Linked DNA regions of Homo sapiens: region 2 is linked to region 1. Evidence: read pairs that join two places in POLR2A ChIA-PET (ENCODE). Cell type or tissue: PC-9. All regions are shown on one strand. Links, peaks and the distances in the headings refer to the core of each region. The heading gives the core; the rest is flanking DNA. Region 1 holds the start of LOC105371332 (a long non-coding RNA gene). Region 2 holds the start of ZNF19 (zinc finger protein 19).

What was found. Peaks named below come from ENCODE experiments on the same cell type or tissue, not always from the same donor. Only the 100,000 strongest peaks of a DNase experiment are listed, where the experiment ranks them.
Region 2: POLR2A ChIA-PET joins it to region 1 with 6 read pairs; 2 of 35 experiments call an interaction of 5 or more read pairs at or near these places.

The regions. Positions count from the first base shown.
Region 1 is chr16:71,380,012-71,385,390 of GRCh38, forward strand. It overlaps CALB2 (calbindin 2), which reads left to right. Exons shown (of 11, transcript NM_001740.5): 5 at 2,708-2,764; 6 at 3,356-3,433; 7 at 3,959-4,014; 8 at 4,328-4,367; 9 at 4,772-4,825. LOC105371332 (a long non-coding RNA gene) reads right to left here and starts at 3,822. Exons shown (of 5, transcript XR_933714.3): 1 at 3,599-3,822. In PC-9, for the core only: no CTCF peak of the experiment used is centred there; DNase peaks (open chromatin) are centred at 3,230 and 3,578; H3K27ac peaks cover 305 bases.
Region 2 is chr16:71,488,335-71,493,713 of GRCh38, forward strand. It overlaps ZNF19 (zinc finger protein 19), which reads right to left and starts at 990. Exons shown (of 6, transcript NM_006961.4): 1 at 938-990. In PC-9, for the core only: no CTCF peak of the experiment used is centred there; no DNase peak of the experiment used is centred there.

The sequences.
Region 1 (5,379 bases), core at 225-5,224:
TTGTCAGGGTGTTGCTTTTGTATCAAGTTTTCCAACTATAGAAAAGGGAGCATCATGCCTGACTCCTTTCCTGATAGAGAGACAGCCAAAAATTGGCCTCTATTCCACCTCTGGTCTGGAAACAGGGATGGTGGCACCTTGTAGGGGGGGCAGGGATGCTTACAGAGGAGCTAAAAGCATCTCCCCGGACCCTTTTCTCTTTCTCAAAATCATTAGTGGCTTCTCTCTGTGCAGCTGACAGGATTTCTTTCTTTTCTTTCTTTCTTCTTTCCTTCCTTTTCTTTTTTTTTTTTTTTTTTTTTTTTTTTTTTTTTTTGAGACGGAGTTTCGCTCGTTGCCCAGCCTGGAGTGCAATGGTGCGATCTCAGCTCACTACAACCTCCGCCTCCCGGGTTCAAGCGATTCTCCTGCCTCAGCCTCCCGCCGAGCTCGGATTACAGGCAGGCACCACCACTTCCGGTGAATTTTGTATTTTTAATAGAGACGGGGTTTCTCCATGCTGGTCAGGCTGGTCTCAAACTCCCGACCTCAGGTGGTCTGCCCACCTTGGCCTCCCAAAGTGCTGGGATTACAGGCATGAGCCACCATGCCCAGCCTCAGGATTTCATATTCTTACATGTATTTGTCCTTCTAAGTCCCAGCATAACTGCAGAGGAGACATGCCCGCCACGGTTTCTGGGACCCCACCCTCCCACAGTACTGTCCCACTGTCCCCTCCTGGGGTCTGTTCCATTTGTTCCATTTTTACCAGCCAGAAGCCTGAAATGGTCCCTCAGTAGCCCTGAAAGGCTTGTGCTCTCAGGTAGCTCCCATCCCAGCACTCAGCACAACAACTCCTAATTTTAGTGATGCCTCAGGATTTCTTTGAGATTTCACAAAGCCCAGGTCTCTTGAACTCTTTTCCTTGAATGAGAAGAGAAAGGATGCACTGATGATGATGAGCACAAGTGCTGGATGGGGAGAGGAGGCACGTGGGGGAGCCCAGAGCTGGCATCCTGGCGGGGTGCATGGTCGGAAGTGGACCCGCTGGCAAGATGGCTTGGGAAAGCAGCCGCTGGTGCTTTGCTCTGTGCAGGGACTGGGGTTCCTTCAGGTTATTGCCCTTTTAGGCAACTTGGAGGGGGTGTCTTCCTCTTCTCAGTAAAGACTCAACTTAGACAAACTAAACTGTAATGCACTAAGTGCCTGCGAGTTGTTGGTGAAGTCATATTTGGAAATCCTCACATATATTTTAGTGCCTTTTCAAGGGCAGACTTTCTGGCTATGGGAAGGAGTATTTCAAAGAGTCTAAGGCATTTTTCTGCAGAGAAAAGACACTCTTGTAATCAAATACCATCGACCTAAGTTGCATATAGTACAAATCTACCCTTTTCTTGGGATTTGCTCCTGTCTTGTGACAAAAAAAAAAAAAAAATCAGGACCAAAATTTCTGAGCCCTGTCACCATGAAAATTACATAACATTGTTTGCTGGTGTTTAAAAAGAGACATTTTCCGTAAAATATAACTAAACTCTAAATGTCCATAAACTCTAACACTCCTGACAATAAAGGGGCACATGCAGTGGAGAAGTGGGGGGAGGCAGGGGATAAGATGTAGGAAAAGGATTAGTGGTTGCTGGCTCCCAGAAAATCAAGTGTTGCTGGTCTTCAGGTGTGTAGTTTGGAGCTGGGGGAGAAGCGAAGAAAAGTCAGGAGAACAAAACTTGAAAGAAAATCTAGGAGCCAGGCATGGTGGCTCATGCCTGTAATCCCAGCACTATGGGAGGCTGAGGTAGGAGGATCACTTGAACTCAGGAGTTTGGAGATCAGTCTGGGCAACATAGTGAGACCCCATCTCTACAAAAAAATAAAAAATTAGTTGCGTGTGGTGGTGCACGCCTGTAGTCCGAGGCACTTGGGAGGTTAAGCTGGGAGGATCACTTGAGCTTGGGAGGTAGAGGCTACAGTAAGCTTTGGACGCCACTGCACCACAGCCTGGGTGACAGAGTGAGACCCTGTCTCAAAAGAGGAGGAGGAGGAGGAGGAGGAGGAGTAGGAGGAGGAGGAGAGGGGGAGGGGGAGGGGGAGGAAGAAAGAAAGAGAAAGGAAGGAAGGAAGGGAAGAAAGGAAGAAAAAGGAAGGAAGGAAAGAAGGAAGGAAGGAAAGAAAATAAAGGAAGGAAGGAACGAAAGAAAAAAGAAAAAAAAATTAGAAATATGTGGCGCCAAATAGACCAAAGATATAGCGGAACATGGTTCTCCGGGCATCTTTGCCCCAGATGTGGGCAGTCCCCTCCCCTGCACCACTGCCCCTCCTGTGGCTTTCTCTCTTCTCCACCAGATGATGTGGTAAAAGGCAGGGAAGTCAGAGCAGTTGTATACAGGACCATTGGATGAGTTACTTATTGCTGTATAATAAACTGCCCCTAAAACTTAGCAGCCTGAAGCAACAAACATTGATTACATCCCACTTTCGATGGTCAAGAATTTGGAAACAGCTTAGCTGCGTGGTTCTGGCCCAGGCGCTCATGAGATCACTGTCGAGATACTTCCCTTCATTTCCTTCTCTGTGACCTTGAAGGGTCTGGGCTACATCATCTCCATGTCTCCATCCCATTCCGATATTCTTGAAGATCAAGACCCTGGGTGGCCCATTAAAGGGGAATGGAAGGGAGGTGGGTAGATTTTGATACGTCTTTGCAAAGAGGTTGACATTCCTGTTGTTGCAGGCTTGGCGGAAGTACGACACAGACAGGAGTGGCTACATCGAAGCCAATGAGCTCAAGGTAGGATGGGCCTTGGGGAGGGTGTGAGGCCAGAGTGGCGGTGGGCTTAAGGTGCCTGAGGAGGGAGGAGATGTTGGATGAGGGGCATGAGTTTGCGGGCTGCTTAGGAATACTCAGACCTGGCACTGAATTGTTGGACTTGTTTAGAGAAGTCAGGGGAAATCAGTAACATAGAGCTGCCAGGCTGTAGATTTCAACGAAACCCAGCTCTTCTGCACCTCCATGCTCGGGACAGGAGTCCTCCAGGCAATTCCAGAAGATTGGCCTCTGGCTCCTAGGTCCACCTCCAAATTCCTCTGGCTATCACCCAGTGATTCCCCAGGCACTGCTTAGCTCCGTATACTGGTCTCCCAGGAGGCAGAGCCAATCTCTAGCGCCTATTCTGTGAGGCAGGGTTGCACCACCAGCTAGTACAGCCTTAAAAGTCACTCCCCAAGAGTTAGGAATTATGAGGGCCCTGAGTCATAGAACTGGTAGACCTGAAAAACACACACACACACATTGAGAGACTGTCTGAATGAGCAAGTAAGGAAATGAATGAGGGACCGAATGCACGAGTCAGGAGTACTAAAGAGGCCTTTTGTGTTGCAGGGATTCCTGTCAGACCTGCTGAAGAAGGCGAACCGGCCGTACGATGAGCCCAAGCTCCAGGAATACACCCAAACCATAGTGAGTGAACAGAAGTGTCCCTCTCCCCCAGGGTGCAGGACTTGTGCCCCAAGCCACTTGGGCTCTGGTGTGCAGGGTCCCTTGTTTGCTGATTCTTCAGGCCCAAGGGAAGTGATTCACAGTGGCAGCTGGCAAAAAGGGATGCTACTTCGTGGCTTCACATACCCTTTGAGGTCCTGGGTGTGAGCTGACTCGTGGGCCAATGTGATTGTCTGTCTCCATGGCAACCTCTGCAGCTCTAGGAGAGGATGATCTTGGAGAGAGTGGGCCTTTAGTGCCGGCCTGCTGTGCCTCAGCTGCCCCTGTCCCTGAGGAGGGGAGAGAGGAGCAGTGAACGAGTCCCTGTGGTCCACCCAGGGGACCCCCGTGACTGATTTAGCCCATGTTGGTTCTTGGCCCCTACGGACCTCAGAGGAAGCATGAGCACGTGTCACCCGTCCTCCTTCCCATCCTCTCCAGTAAAAGGGGATGTCAGGTCAGAGAAATTCACAGCAAATAACCCAGGCACCTTTCTGTCCCCAACAGCTACGGATGTTTGACTTGAACGGGGATGGCAAATTGGGCCTCTCAGAGATGTCCCGGTAAGCACCTCACCCCCGGGGTCACTGATACTGGCTCCCACAGGTCATTCCTGTGTTATCCGTCTCTGAGATCCATTGGTGGGAAAGTGACAGGTGCGGGTGTCAAGAAGCTCAAGACAAAGCAAGATAGAATTGTGACCGTCAACACCTCACCTTGTCTGTCTCCCTCGTTTTTGAACTTCCCACTGATTCATTATGTGTGAAGTGCTCAGAAATCATTTCTGTAACTGCAGGCACCGCCTCTGCCTTCCCCTCTCCCGCTTGCCCTTGCCTGTGCAGTCTCCTCATCTCTGCTCTAACATTTTCTCCCCAGACTCCTGCCTGTCCAGGAAAACTTCCTGCTTAAATTTCAGGTAAAACTTTGCTTTCCTTCCTTCCCCCTTCCCTCATCCCTCTGAGCCTGGCCCTGCACCCTCCTTCCCCCAACGCACCACACACAACACACTACACACACCCACACACACCACACACACACAAAACACACCACACACACAACACACACAGATCACACACACAAAACACACACAGACCACACACACCACATACACAACACACGCAGACCACACACACTACATATCACACGCACACACCCCACATACACAGAGACATCACACACACCACACAGACCACACACCACACACACAACACACACATCACACATGCACACACCACACACATAAACACACACACACAAACGCACACCCACACACACACCACTGCGCTTCTGCTTCTGTCTTTAATACCCTGGTTCTTGCAGGGCATGAAGCTGACCTCAGAGGAGTTTAACGCGATCTTCACATTTTACGACAAGGTAAGAGAGGGAGTTGGCATGGCAGGGAAAATCAGAAGCCCATCAGCCCGTCCAGAAGGGCTCAGCTTCATCCCTGGGAAGAGACAGCTTTCCAGGGGTGGCCTGGGCCGTGTGGTTTCTTCCTGCCGCATCTTCTGCTGTATGAGAAGGCAAATGTCATTCTCCACCGGTGGCCTATGGAGCCCAAGGGGTTGGTTTCTGCAGAGTGCAGCCGAGAATCGTTGGGGGAGGACTATGCTTAGAACTAGGGTGTGACCACGCTGTCGGGAGCCAAAGGGAAGAGACACTCAGAACTGCCCTGGTGCCAGATCACAATTCTGCCCAGGGCCAAGTCTTTCTCTGGGAAGTTGGAAGTTAGATGATCTCCATACCCACCCCTCCCTGGGCTGTCCCCTGCCCACATGACTCCGGTGGTTTTCTTCATAACCAGTGTTGGAGGTAAACTTTAAATAGCCCCCGGACTCAGGGAGTTAACCAAATGCTTCTTGAATCTCACTTAAATTTTCAACGCACATGAAAAGCACCACAATGAAAGGCTACCCAAAGCTTGCACC
Region 2 (5,379 bases), core at 297-5,296, 110 kb after region 1:
GGGTGACAGAACGAGACTATCTCAAAAAAAAAAAAAAAAGAAAAAGAAAAAGAAATGAAATGAAAGACACACAGATTCGAAACTCAGAACAAAACTGTTACTATCTGCAGGCAACATGATTATCTGTATAAGAAGTCCCAAAGAATCTACAAAACAAGCTCCTAAAATTAAAAGTGAGTTCAGACTGGTCACAGTGGCTCACGCCTGTAATCCCAGCACTTTGGGAGGCCGAGACAGGCGGATCGCCTGAGGTCAGGAGTTTGAGACCCGTCTGACCAACATGGTGAAACCCCGTCTCTACTAAAAATACAAAAATTAGCCGGGTGTGGTGGCAGGCACCTGTAATCCCAGCTACTCGGGAGGCTGAGGCAGGAGAATCACTTGAACTCGGGAGGCGGAGGTTGCAGTGAGTAGAGATGGTGCCATTGCACTCCAGCCTGGGTGACAAGAGCGAGACTTCGTCTCAAAAAAACCAAAACAAACTAACAAAAACATAAAAACACTATGGGACAATGGCATTTGTTTGGACACAGGTCTCCAAATCTGCCTCTTCAAAAGAAACAGACACTGCAACTGCAAGAGCCTTGGTTAAAGACTTAAGCCGGCCCCAACTAAGAGTGGGGATGGCTTCCCTAGGAGGTAGGAATCAGCTGGAGTCCTTGCCTCTCCTGGTGCCCAGGCAGTGCCATCTGCAGACACTTCTGTCATCCTCCCATCCTTGGGGGGCTCTTTCTCCAGCTCCAGTTCGTGAGCGGCAAAGCTTGCAGCTGTACAGCCTCCAAGAGCAAACAGCCCAGGTCCCACCCGGCCACAATTGTATAGTGACGCCCTCCCCGTCCCCTTCTTTGAGCTGCGCTCAAAGGACCAGCCTGGACTGCTATGCTGTCTCACTCCCAACCCAAGCTCCGCCCAACTGTGGGTCCTTGCACTTTGGCACCTTTGAGCGCGGACTCAAAACAGGCCAGAAGCGCACCGCTAGCGAGAACGGTTAGGAGGCCGGAAGTGCGTCACGCTTGTGGGGCGCTTGGAGGCCAGAAGTGCGTCATGAGCACGGCTGCTCTTTCTACGGTGCAACTTTTCCGCATCTCGGTGTTTCCGATTGGGAGACATCCTCTTCCTTTCCTTGTACACACTTTTTTCTCTCCTCAGGAACCTCACGCCTGGGTCATTGTCCATTTGGGTGGGTCAAGAAAGCGATCGCTTCTGCCCGGGAGCAGTTGATTGTCAGGAAGGAATTCGTGATAAAACCGCCATCACCACAGGCCTAGATGGTGGCCGGTGTTTCCTGGTTGCTTACTGGTCTTTCTGAGTTCTGGTTCACTCGCAGTGAATCAACTTCCTTTCACAAGCTCTGCCACTCACGGGCCATTGAGGAAGACCCTTGTGTCTCTGAGCAGCTTTTGTCTTCTGTAAAATGAGCCAGTCAGATTATACCATTCAAGCTGTCTTTAATTCCATGCACTGTAACCTCCAATGGTTTGCCACTACCCCTGGAGTCCAAGTCACCATTCAAGGCTCCTCAGACCCTTGCCCTCCTTCCCCTCTAAATGATAAAGAAAATGCCAAAAGCGCAGGGCATATGGGCTAAGAGAGATAGCTCTAAAGTGTTAGTGCCTGTGGCTTTCTGGGTCCACAAAAGAGAACTCTGGCCAGGATTTTGCTGGACTGTCAAAACGTTTGTGATCACTGTCACAGAATTACAAAACAAACTGGGGACTTAGAGCTTCTTAGTCCCATCTCCTTTACAACAGTATGACATAGTGGTAAGGAGCACAGCCTGGCATCAGGATGCTTTGTTTCAAAGGCCAAAGGACCACTCTGTGACCTTTGGTGCATTACTTAACCTGTAAGTGTCACATTTATTTCTAAAACTAGGATAATAATAGTATTTATTCCCCGGATTGTTGTGAGGATTAGATGTTAGTACATGTAAATCAGTACAATGTCTAGCACATACTAAACACTCACTAGATATTAGTAATTATTACACTCACTAGATATTAGCGATTATTAATAGCTTAGGAATTGAGCCTGAATAGGCTCTGGAGTTAATCCAGTATTCAATCTTTTTATTAAAACCTTTGAAAATGGTTATAAACCTCAGTGGGTTTGGGCATCTGTACACTTTTTACTACCAGACTAGATAGTATAAGCAAAGCCTGGTGGCAGTTCAGGGTTGGTTCTTAGAAGATCAGAGTGCTAAAATAGCTAGCTCATCATGAGCTGAGGACTTCCAGGATGACTAGTTGGACTTGCTGTTCAGTTGGGACTTCAGCAACACAAGTCCAGACAAATGGGACCATGATCCAGGTCTTCAAGAGCAACCCTCAGGCTTTCTGCAGAGTGTAAACTCCTCAAGAAAGAGGCTTTTCTATCTTGTCCATGACTGTATCCTGAGTTTCTAGAATAGTGTTTATAACACAGTTCATGATCAATAATCATTTTTTGATGAATAAAGAGTTGGACATATATGATTATACTCCCTTACTATAAGGGAGAGTGGGACAGATAATACAAGCACTCAACGCAGAATGAATCATGAGTAAGAGAAAACCAAGACTCAAAGAGTTTCAGTAAGGCCACAGCATATAATAGGTATCAGAGTTAAGATTTAAACCCTAGATTATTTCCACCATGTCAAACTGGCTTTCCAGAACAATATACTAAGTGGTATTCCAAGTCCCAATACGCCTTTCTATGCTCTCACACCGTGGACACAAGCTTTCTGACCTCAGTCCCTTCAGGAAGAGAGAGAGAGAAGAGCAACAGTAACTGTAAGAGGAAAAATCATCAAATTCTGAAATAAGGGCCAAAGAACCATATAAGATGACACGAGTCCCATTTTACAGATGAGGAAACTGAACACAGAAAGATTAAATAACGTGCTCAAAGTCATGCACAGCTCTTATGTGGCAGAGCCAGAATTCAAACCATGATAGTTTGGCCTCAGTATACACACATAAGCACTCTATCACTGCCTCAGATACGTAGTTCTGTGTCTCATAGTGAAGAAGTTGAAATATGTTAAGCCAAACTAATGTTTCCAAGCCTCCATTTATTAACTGTGATTTGGGGCAAGTTACCTAGATTCTCTGTGCCTTCAATTTTCTCACCTATAAAATGGGTACAATATTAATACCTACTTTGTAGGCTGTTGAGAGGATTAAACAACATGTGAAAATCATTTATTTTCATATCTAACTTATTGTAAACATTCGCTACATTTCTAATTAATTGATTGTTTCATTTTTATTTAGTTTTTTTTTTCTTTAGAGTAGGGGTCTCTCCATGTTGCCCAGGCTGGATTTGCACTTCTGAGCTCAAGTGATTCTCCCCAATCAGCCTCTCAAATAGCTGGGTATATAGGCATGTGCCACTGTGCCCAGATAAGGTATAATTTAAGTTCAGTAAAGAGTACAAATCTTAAGTGTAAAACTTGATGAATATTTATATATGTAACTTCAACCTGATCAAGATATAGAATGTCCCCAGCACCCCAAAAACCTCTCTGTTATACCCCTTCCTAGTTGATAGCCTCCCCAAAATAATCACTATTCTGACCTCCATCACCTTAGCTTTACCTGTTTTTAAACTTTATATAAATGGAATCATATTGTAATAGAACCATGCAGCTCATTTCTTTAATCTAACATAATATCTTTGAGATTCATCTATTGGATATAACTATAGTTCATTCATTTTTATCATTGTTTAATGGTTCATTGTTAAATAAACCACATTTTTTTACCCAAAAAAATCTACTGTGATGGACATTTAGTTTTTTTTTTACTTTTTGGCTCTTATGAATAACCTTGAAGATTATTTATGAATAACTGCAATAAACATTTTCACACGTCTGGTGAACATAAGCTCTTATCTTTCTTAAACATACTTAAGAGTGAATTTGCTGAGTCATTGGATATCATACATTTCGCCTCAGTCAATAACTGCCACCAGACCAGGTGGTATAAGCAAAAAGATAACACAACTTTATTACTATTAATAATTTTTTCTTTTTTAATGTTTTAGAGATGGGGCCTTGCTATGTTGCCCAGGCTGGTCTTGAACTCCTGGGCTCAAGAGATCCTCTGCCTCAGCCTCCCAAAGTGCTGGGATTACAGGCATGAGCCACCATGCCCAGCTAATAACAATTCTTAATATCCTTTAATACCCAGCCATAATCCATTTTCCCTGATTGTCTCAAAAATGTCTTTTTACAGGTGGTTTATTCTAATCATGACCTAAACAAGGTCCTTACGCTGCATTTAACAATATGTCTCTGAAGTCTCCGTGTAAAATGCAGTTTTTCAGTGTGCTTGTACCAATTTCCTGTTTAGTAGCAGCATATGAGAGTACACTTGTTCTACATCACACTCAATAAATGTGAACCATTATGAGAATTGTAACTCTAATTATTTGGTGAATCAGAGGAGGAAGGCTAAAATTATACTGGGTTTTGCCTGGGGTAACTGAGTAGGTGGTGAGGTTTCAGGGGGAGAGGCGGACAAGCAATAATGAGTTTTTGGTGTCTGCATGGAAATACATCTAGTTGGACATGTCATCTGAAGCCCAGGGGAAAGTGCAGGGCAGAGGTAGTGATATGGGTGGATAAAGATGTAAGACCAGATGGGATCACAATGAGCCAACAGAGAATTTGTAACCAAACAGCCTAGCCTGAAAATGCATTTTAAAACCTTTTTTCTTTTTTCTGTTTTTTCCCTAGTCTCAAGATATAACCTTGAAGCTTACTGCATATATCATTGTTTTCTTCTCCTTAGTCTTAAAGTACAGCCTTGAAATTTACTTTCTTTGAAACACCACGTCCCTCCCTTTCTTACCATACACTTCCTTACACCATGCACATTTTTATCTAACTATATGCTGGTATCTAATTATGTGATTACTTAGAAATTCCAGGGGCTAATCTTGAAACAGACCAAGCATAGGGACCCAGCTGCAAAATTCCAGAAATTCAAGGCAGTTAGAAAATAACCTGGCCATTGTTGAGATGATGCCAGCCCACACTCTAAGTGGACCACAGCTCAAGATAGCCACTGGAACAAGACACGTAGACCTTGTACTCAGTACCCCTCTCACATGCCTCCCATTCCAAGTTCCCTTTTTTAAGCCCTTCTCCTCAGCCTAAAATTTGAAGTGGTTACCTTGGATGTGAATCCAGCCACTTCCCCACTGCAAGTTTTGGTAAAGAATAATGTCACTTTCTTTCTATCATAGCTCGCTCTTGTTATTGGATTCTGCAAGCAGCAAGCGGCCAGACCTGCCTTCGGTTACAAGTTCAAAGGCCCAGATGGTTCATTTAAATAGAATAGGGGCCTAAGTTTCTGTATTTTTCACATGTCCCCTGGATGATTATGACAC